2 separate regions of the Homo sapiens genome follow, and region 2 is linked to region 1. A link is a loop called in an ENCODE intact Hi-C map of the cell type or tissue named here. Cell type or tissue: endothelial cell of umbilical vein. All regions are shown on one strand. Each heading gives the region's core, and the rest is flanking DNA. Links, peaks and the distances in the headings are about the cores only. Region 1 overlaps FKBP5 (FKBP prolyl isomerase 5). Region 2 overlaps PPARD (peroxisome proliferator activated receptor delta).

Region 1 (2,913 bases), core at 297-2,796:
TCCATTTTTAATATGACTATATTCTAGATTTTCTGTAATTCATGATATATTTTTTAAGATTTTGGCTAGATTTGTCAGTTTGGATTGTAGTTTCTTTTAACTTGTTTTTGTTTATTTATTTATTATTTTTTTTTTTTTTTGAGACAGGATTGCACTCTCTTACCCAGGCTGGAGTGCAGTGGTGCGATCTCAGCTAACTGCAACTTCTACCTCCCTGGCTCAAGCAATCCTTCCACCTCAGCCACCCAAGTAGGTGGGACTACAGGTGTGCACCACCATGCCCAACTAACTTTTCTATTTTTTGTGGAGACAGGGTTTGGTTTTACCGTTTTGCCCAGGCTGGTCTCAAACTCCTGGGTTCAAGGGATCGTCTCACTTTGGCCTCAGAAAGTGCTGGGATTACAGGCATGAGCCACTGCACCTGGCTTATTAATTTCATTAATACTTTGCTTTTACCTCCATTTAACAAACTTTGGTATTACCATATATGAGATATTTTCATGTGTATGTGTGCATTTATATTTTTTAAATATGTGACTGAGTTTTTTCCCTTTTTCTTAGATTCCTAGGCTATTTCAATATTTTTATACCTGTTGTCTACTCTGCAGCTAATGACACAGATAGCAGTATATGAGTTTTTCTTTTCTTTTCTTTTCTTTCTTTTTTTTTTTTGAGATGGAGTCTTGCTTTGTTGCCCAGGCTGGAGTGCAGTGGCACGATCTTTTCTCACTGCAACCTCCGCCTCCCAGGTTCAAGCGATTCTTGTGCCTCAGCCTCCCGAGTAGCTGGGATTACAGGTGCCCACCACCACACCCGGCTAATTTTTTTTTGTATTTTTAGTAGAGTCGGGGTTTCACCATATTGGCCAGGGCGAACTTCTAACCTCAAGTGATCCACCCGCCTCAGCCTCCCAAAGTGTTAGGATCACAGGCATGAGCCACCGTGCCCACTGAGAATTTAATACACTTTATGTAAGTTAATTTTTTATGATAGTTATCTAGCTTTGCCAGACCAATTTTGTTAGTAAATTTAAAACATTAAAAAATTTTGAATCCTCCTAATTCTGTGTCTCTAATTTAGTAATTTTAAGTTTTGATCCTTGTTTCATTCTATCATTCTTTTATTTAAAAAAATTGTCATTGGCTTTTCTAAAAGTGAATCGTGAATCATGATTCATGTGAAATAATTAACTCTAAAACAGCAAAGATACCTTTTAGAACCTTCATTTTTTATAAATTGCATTAACAAGTTATGCAGTGATGTGAAGATACAAACTAAGGTCATTAAGTTTTCTTTAATTTATAATTTATATTAACCTATTCATTGAAAAGGATTTGATAGTTTGTGATTAAAGCAAAACAGGCAAAGACCATTAAAAACAAAGACAGAAAATGAGCATAAATCACTTGAGAAATAATGAGCAGAATGGGGGAATGGGAAGAAATCTTTATACCAGTAATCTGAGGCAAGATAGTTTCTGTGTTTGAACATTAAATTTAGCTCTGAGCTTCCTGGCAAGCAAGAGAAAAAAGGAAACAGGGTGACTTTTATAGTTATTGTCCAGTAAAGAAAGCTTTTTCAATTTTTCAGAAGAGAGAAACTTTTTCTGAGTCATAAGTTATAAGAGGTTTGTTATGTGAATTCTTACATATGGAACATAATTTATATTTCTAATTTTGAAAATTATTGAATTTCTTCTGTTGCTGTCTTAGCCATCAGGTACCATTCTATGCATTGTAATTATATTGGTCATATTAAGTTCATGTCCACTGTTGTCAAAAGTGGAAATACCATGGCTGGGGTGTGTTTATGTATTGCCTCTAGAGCTGTAGCCACTGACGAACAGGAAACTGAAAGCTAAAAGTTCAGGAAATGTATTGTATTTAGACTGTGGAAAACATATATATGATACTTTACTGAAAACCATGCTCTTTTGAAAACTGAAATATGTATGTATTTAATTAGAGATGAATATTAAGGATTCATATCAGATGCTTAAATATGATAATAGATACAGTATGTGCATTGTAGGCCAGGAATATTGTGCAATGCTAGAAAAAAAGGCAACAGATTATTGTATGTATTCAGCTATATTCTTTCAAGAAACAAAACAGCTGGCACATCAATTGAATTCCTCAAGGATGTCTTATTTCCAGAGAATTCCAGAGTTTTAGTTTTAGCTTAGTTCCAAGGAAGAGGAGGTCCCTGTTTTACAGGATAGCCTATTTCAGTCTTAGGGAGTTCTAATGGTTAACTTCTGTTTTCATACACTGAATTTAACTTTGTTTTCCTGTGATTTATTAATACAGTCTATAGCTTTCTTAGAGTTGAGAAGAAAATGATTAATTGATCAAACTTTTTTTGAAAAGTTAATTGCATCTCAAGTGTTTTCTTAGATATTGTTTCATTTTAGGTTCCTTATAAAATACTTCCTACAGGAGTCTTTAGTTTTGAAGTTATAAAAAAAAATTATCAGAGGAAATATGACTAATGTATATGCTTGGTTGAGCTGCATTTTCTTACTGTTTCTATACTTAGTATTTTAACAGGATGTGATTGATAGGAATTTAACATTCTAATTCTTTAAGACAATCATGAAGTTCTGATAGTTTCTTAGAAATGGAAATTGTGTCATTATATTTTGTTGTTTTATTGTTGTGCATTTTAACAAAAGAGGTGACTTCACATGTACCCTAAAACTTAAAGTATAATAATAACAAACAAAACAAAACACATGTACCCTAAAACTTAAAGTATAATAATACAAAAAAAAGAAGAAAAAAAACAACAAAAGAGGTGACTTATAACTATTCCATTCCAGTTTTATGATATGAAATTGTAGTCACACAGAACATTTAGGGGCCACATTAAGTGAAAATTCCATTTATTACAAAGTTTTTAAAAGGATTTTTA
Region 2 (2,913 bases), core at 277-2,776, 240 kb after region 1:
AGGTGGGGGCCCACCTGGAGGGAACCCTGCCTACTTCCAAGCTGGGAGAGTGCCGTCCAGCGGCCAGTGCAGGGGGCCATCAGCAACATTGGCCTGGCAAACCAGTGTGAAGATGGAAGGACACTGGGTGTCAGTGGGGCTGAGGTGTGCTGCTGGAGCAGGATCAGTTGGGTCAGTGGGTGGCCTCAGCATCGGAGGGGCAATGACAGTCTTGGGGAGGCATCTGGCTCTCAGCCTGGGGCCTCCTGCCCACTGTCCTTTGCAGCAGGGACCCCATGACTATAGGGGGCTGCAGTCAGTCCAGGCCATGCTTAGCCTTCCCTGGAACCCAGGCCCAGAGAGCTTAGTGTTTCTTTGGATGGCTCAAGTCTTTTGCTCTGAAGACAGGAGACAGAAGTGAGGACCTAAGCCTGCAGGTGCAATGATGGGGCAGAGGGCAGGCCCCACTCTCTTCTGCTCCTGGGGAAAAGGTGTGCAAAAGCAGAGGTCCTGTTCTATGCTGCTGGTGAAATAATACAAAACATCTCACAGAATAAGAAAGGAGGACAGACGTGGGGGGTGGAGAGAGAAAGGGAGGGCAAGGGAGAAGGGAAGAGAGAAACCTACAGAAAGGAAGAAACAGAGCAACAGGAATTAGAAAAGAAAGAGGAACTGAGAAAGAGGGAGACAACAAAGACAGGAAGAGAGCTGGCTGGAGGAAGCGGGAGAGAGGGCACAGGGAGCCAGAGGCCGTGGGTGTCATGTGTCTGAGGGCGATCGTGGGACTCTGCTGCTCCAGGCCGGGTGCTCAAGGGCTGGTCAATGGAAAAGTCATGTGGGTGGGCCCCTCCAGTGCTGGCCCCATTGGAGTCTGCAGGGAGGCCTGGGTGCCGCCGTTAGTACATGTCCTTGTAGATCTCCTGGAGCAGAGGGTGCAGCGAGGTCTCGGTTTCGGTCTTCTTGATCCGCTGCATCATCTGGGCGTGCTCGGTGACCAGTTGCCGCAGGTCAGCCATCTTCTGCAGCAGCTTGGGGAAGAGGTACTGGGCATCAGGGTGGTTGGCCTGCAGGTGGAATTCGAGGGCACGCAGGATGGTGTCCTGGATAGCCTCCACCCGTGGAACGTTCATGAGGCCTGGCCGGTCTGTGGGGACACAGGGCACGCCAGGGAGCTCAGAAAGGCAGTGGAGCTCCCCTACTTCCACCCCAAGAGGTGACTTGGCCCAGGGGACGGCAGGCCTCCTTGGCCGTGACAGACCAAGCCCTGTCCCATCAGCAATGCTCCACTGGGTGTTCTAATCTCCCTACCCCTGGTCTTAATCCACTTCTTTTGTTTTTTGCCAATTTGTCCCCACCTCCCCCCCGATTAGGCAACGTAGTATTGTGGTTAAGAGACTCAATGCTTAATTCAAATCCTGTGTCTGCCTGTGAGGCTATAGGCAGGTCATTCAGCCTCTCTGATGTGTAAAATGGAGACACAAAACATTCTTCCTGCACAGGGTTGTTGTGAGGATCAAGTGAGTCATCATCGATGAAAAGAACAGTGCCTGGCATGAAGTAAGCTCTAGACCACTGTTAGTTAGCATAGTTATTATTGTATTTATTGTGTTGGAATTTTAAAAATGCAGAAAAAATGCAGACAATTTTTCCACCCCACATTAACATGACAGCATACTGCCTGTTAGTCCTTTTCCTTTTTTTTGAGACAGGGTCTCACTCTGTCACCCAGGCTGGAGTGCAGTGGTGGGATTTTGGCTCACTGCAACCTCCACCTCTCGGGTTCAAGCGATTCTCCTGGCTCAGCCTCCCAAGTAGCTGGGATTACAGGCGCGTGCCACCACATCTGGCTAATTTTTTGTATTTTTAGTAGAGACGGGGTTTCACCATGTTGGCCAGGCTGGTTTCGAACTCCTGACCTCAAGTGATCCACCCGCCTCGGCCTGCCAAAGTGCTGGGATTACAGGTGTGAGCCACCACGTCTGGCTTAGTCTTTTTCCTGTCTCCACCTCTATCTACGTACATAATGAGATGGAGCTGATCCTGCATGCTCAGTCAGTGCCTTGCATGTTCCACTGCCAAGATCACAGGGACACTTCCCCACACTGTCAGAGCTCAGGCACAGTGCCCTGCAGTGAGGGCCAACCCCCAGGACGACTGGGTGTGCCAGGCCAGCCCACCTGCCCCACTCTCACTCACCTCCACACAGAATGATGGCCGCAATGAATAGGGCCAGGTCACTGTCATCAAGTTCCAGGGCGTTGAACTTGACAGCAAATTCAAACTTAGGCTCAATGATATCACTGAAGGGTTTGCGGAGGCTGCGCAGGAACTCACGGGTGACAAAGCCACTGCCGTTGGCTACCAGCAGCCCGTCCTTGTTGACGATAGAGGCCAGCATGGCGAAGATGGCCTCGTGCACGCCATACTTGAGAAGGGTAACCTGGTCGTTGAGGAAGAGGCTGCTGAAGCTGGGGATGCTCTTGGCGAACTCAGTGAGCTCCCGCACGGTCTCCACTGTGGTGCACTGGCAGCGGTAGAAGACGTGCACGCTGATCTCCTTGTAGGGAGGCAGGCCATTCACCAACTGCTTCCACACCAGCCCCTTCTCTGCCTGCCACAATGTCTCGATGTCGTGGATCACAAAGGGCTGAAAACCAGGCCCCGTTAGAGATCAGGCCTCGGGAGACCCCCACCCTGTGCTCCCCATGTCCCTTGCCTGCACCATGAAGTTGAGGGAGGGAGAAGGCCTGGCTCTCCCGGAGTCAGGCAGGCGGCAGTGGGACCCAGAGCCCAGGATGCTGCCAGGCCAAGCAGCAGCAACACTCACCGCCGTGTGGCTGGCTTTGCCGGTGAGGATGCTGCGGGCCTTCTTTTTGGTCATGTTGAAGTTTTTCAGGTAGGCATTGTAGATGTGCTTGGAGAAGGCCTTCAGGT

Evidence for each region. Peaks named below come from ENCODE experiments on the same cell type or tissue, not always from the same donor. Only the 100,000 strongest peaks of a DNase experiment are listed, where the experiment ranks them.
Region 2: it touches region 1 in a loop (5-fold over the local background); 1 of 110 quality-filtered maps calls a loop at or near these places.

Annotation. Positions count from the first base shown.
Region 1 is chr6:35,668,491-35,671,403 of GRCh38, reverse strand. The region is part of intron 1 of FKBP5 (FKBP prolyl isomerase 5); the gene reads left to right. Among named protein-coding and RNA genes, the nearest start is that of MIR5690, 5.2 kb to the right of the region's middle. In endothelial cell of umbilical vein, for the core only: no CTCF peak of the experiment used is centred there; a DNase peak (open chromatin) is centred at 1,813; H3K27ac peaks cover 2,316 bases.
Region 2 is chr6:35,424,042-35,426,954 of GRCh38, reverse strand. PPARD (peroxisome proliferator activated receptor delta) reads right to left here. Exons shown (of 8, transcript NM_006238.5): 6 at 2,807-2,913; 7 at 2,176-2,626; 8 at 1-1,123. The coding sequence ends at 876. Among named protein-coding and RNA genes, the nearest start is that of FANCE, 27 kb to the left of the region's middle. In endothelial cell of umbilical vein, for the core only: no CTCF peak of the experiment used is centred there; DNase peaks (open chromatin) are centred at 604 and 1,494; H3K27ac peaks cover 2,241 bases.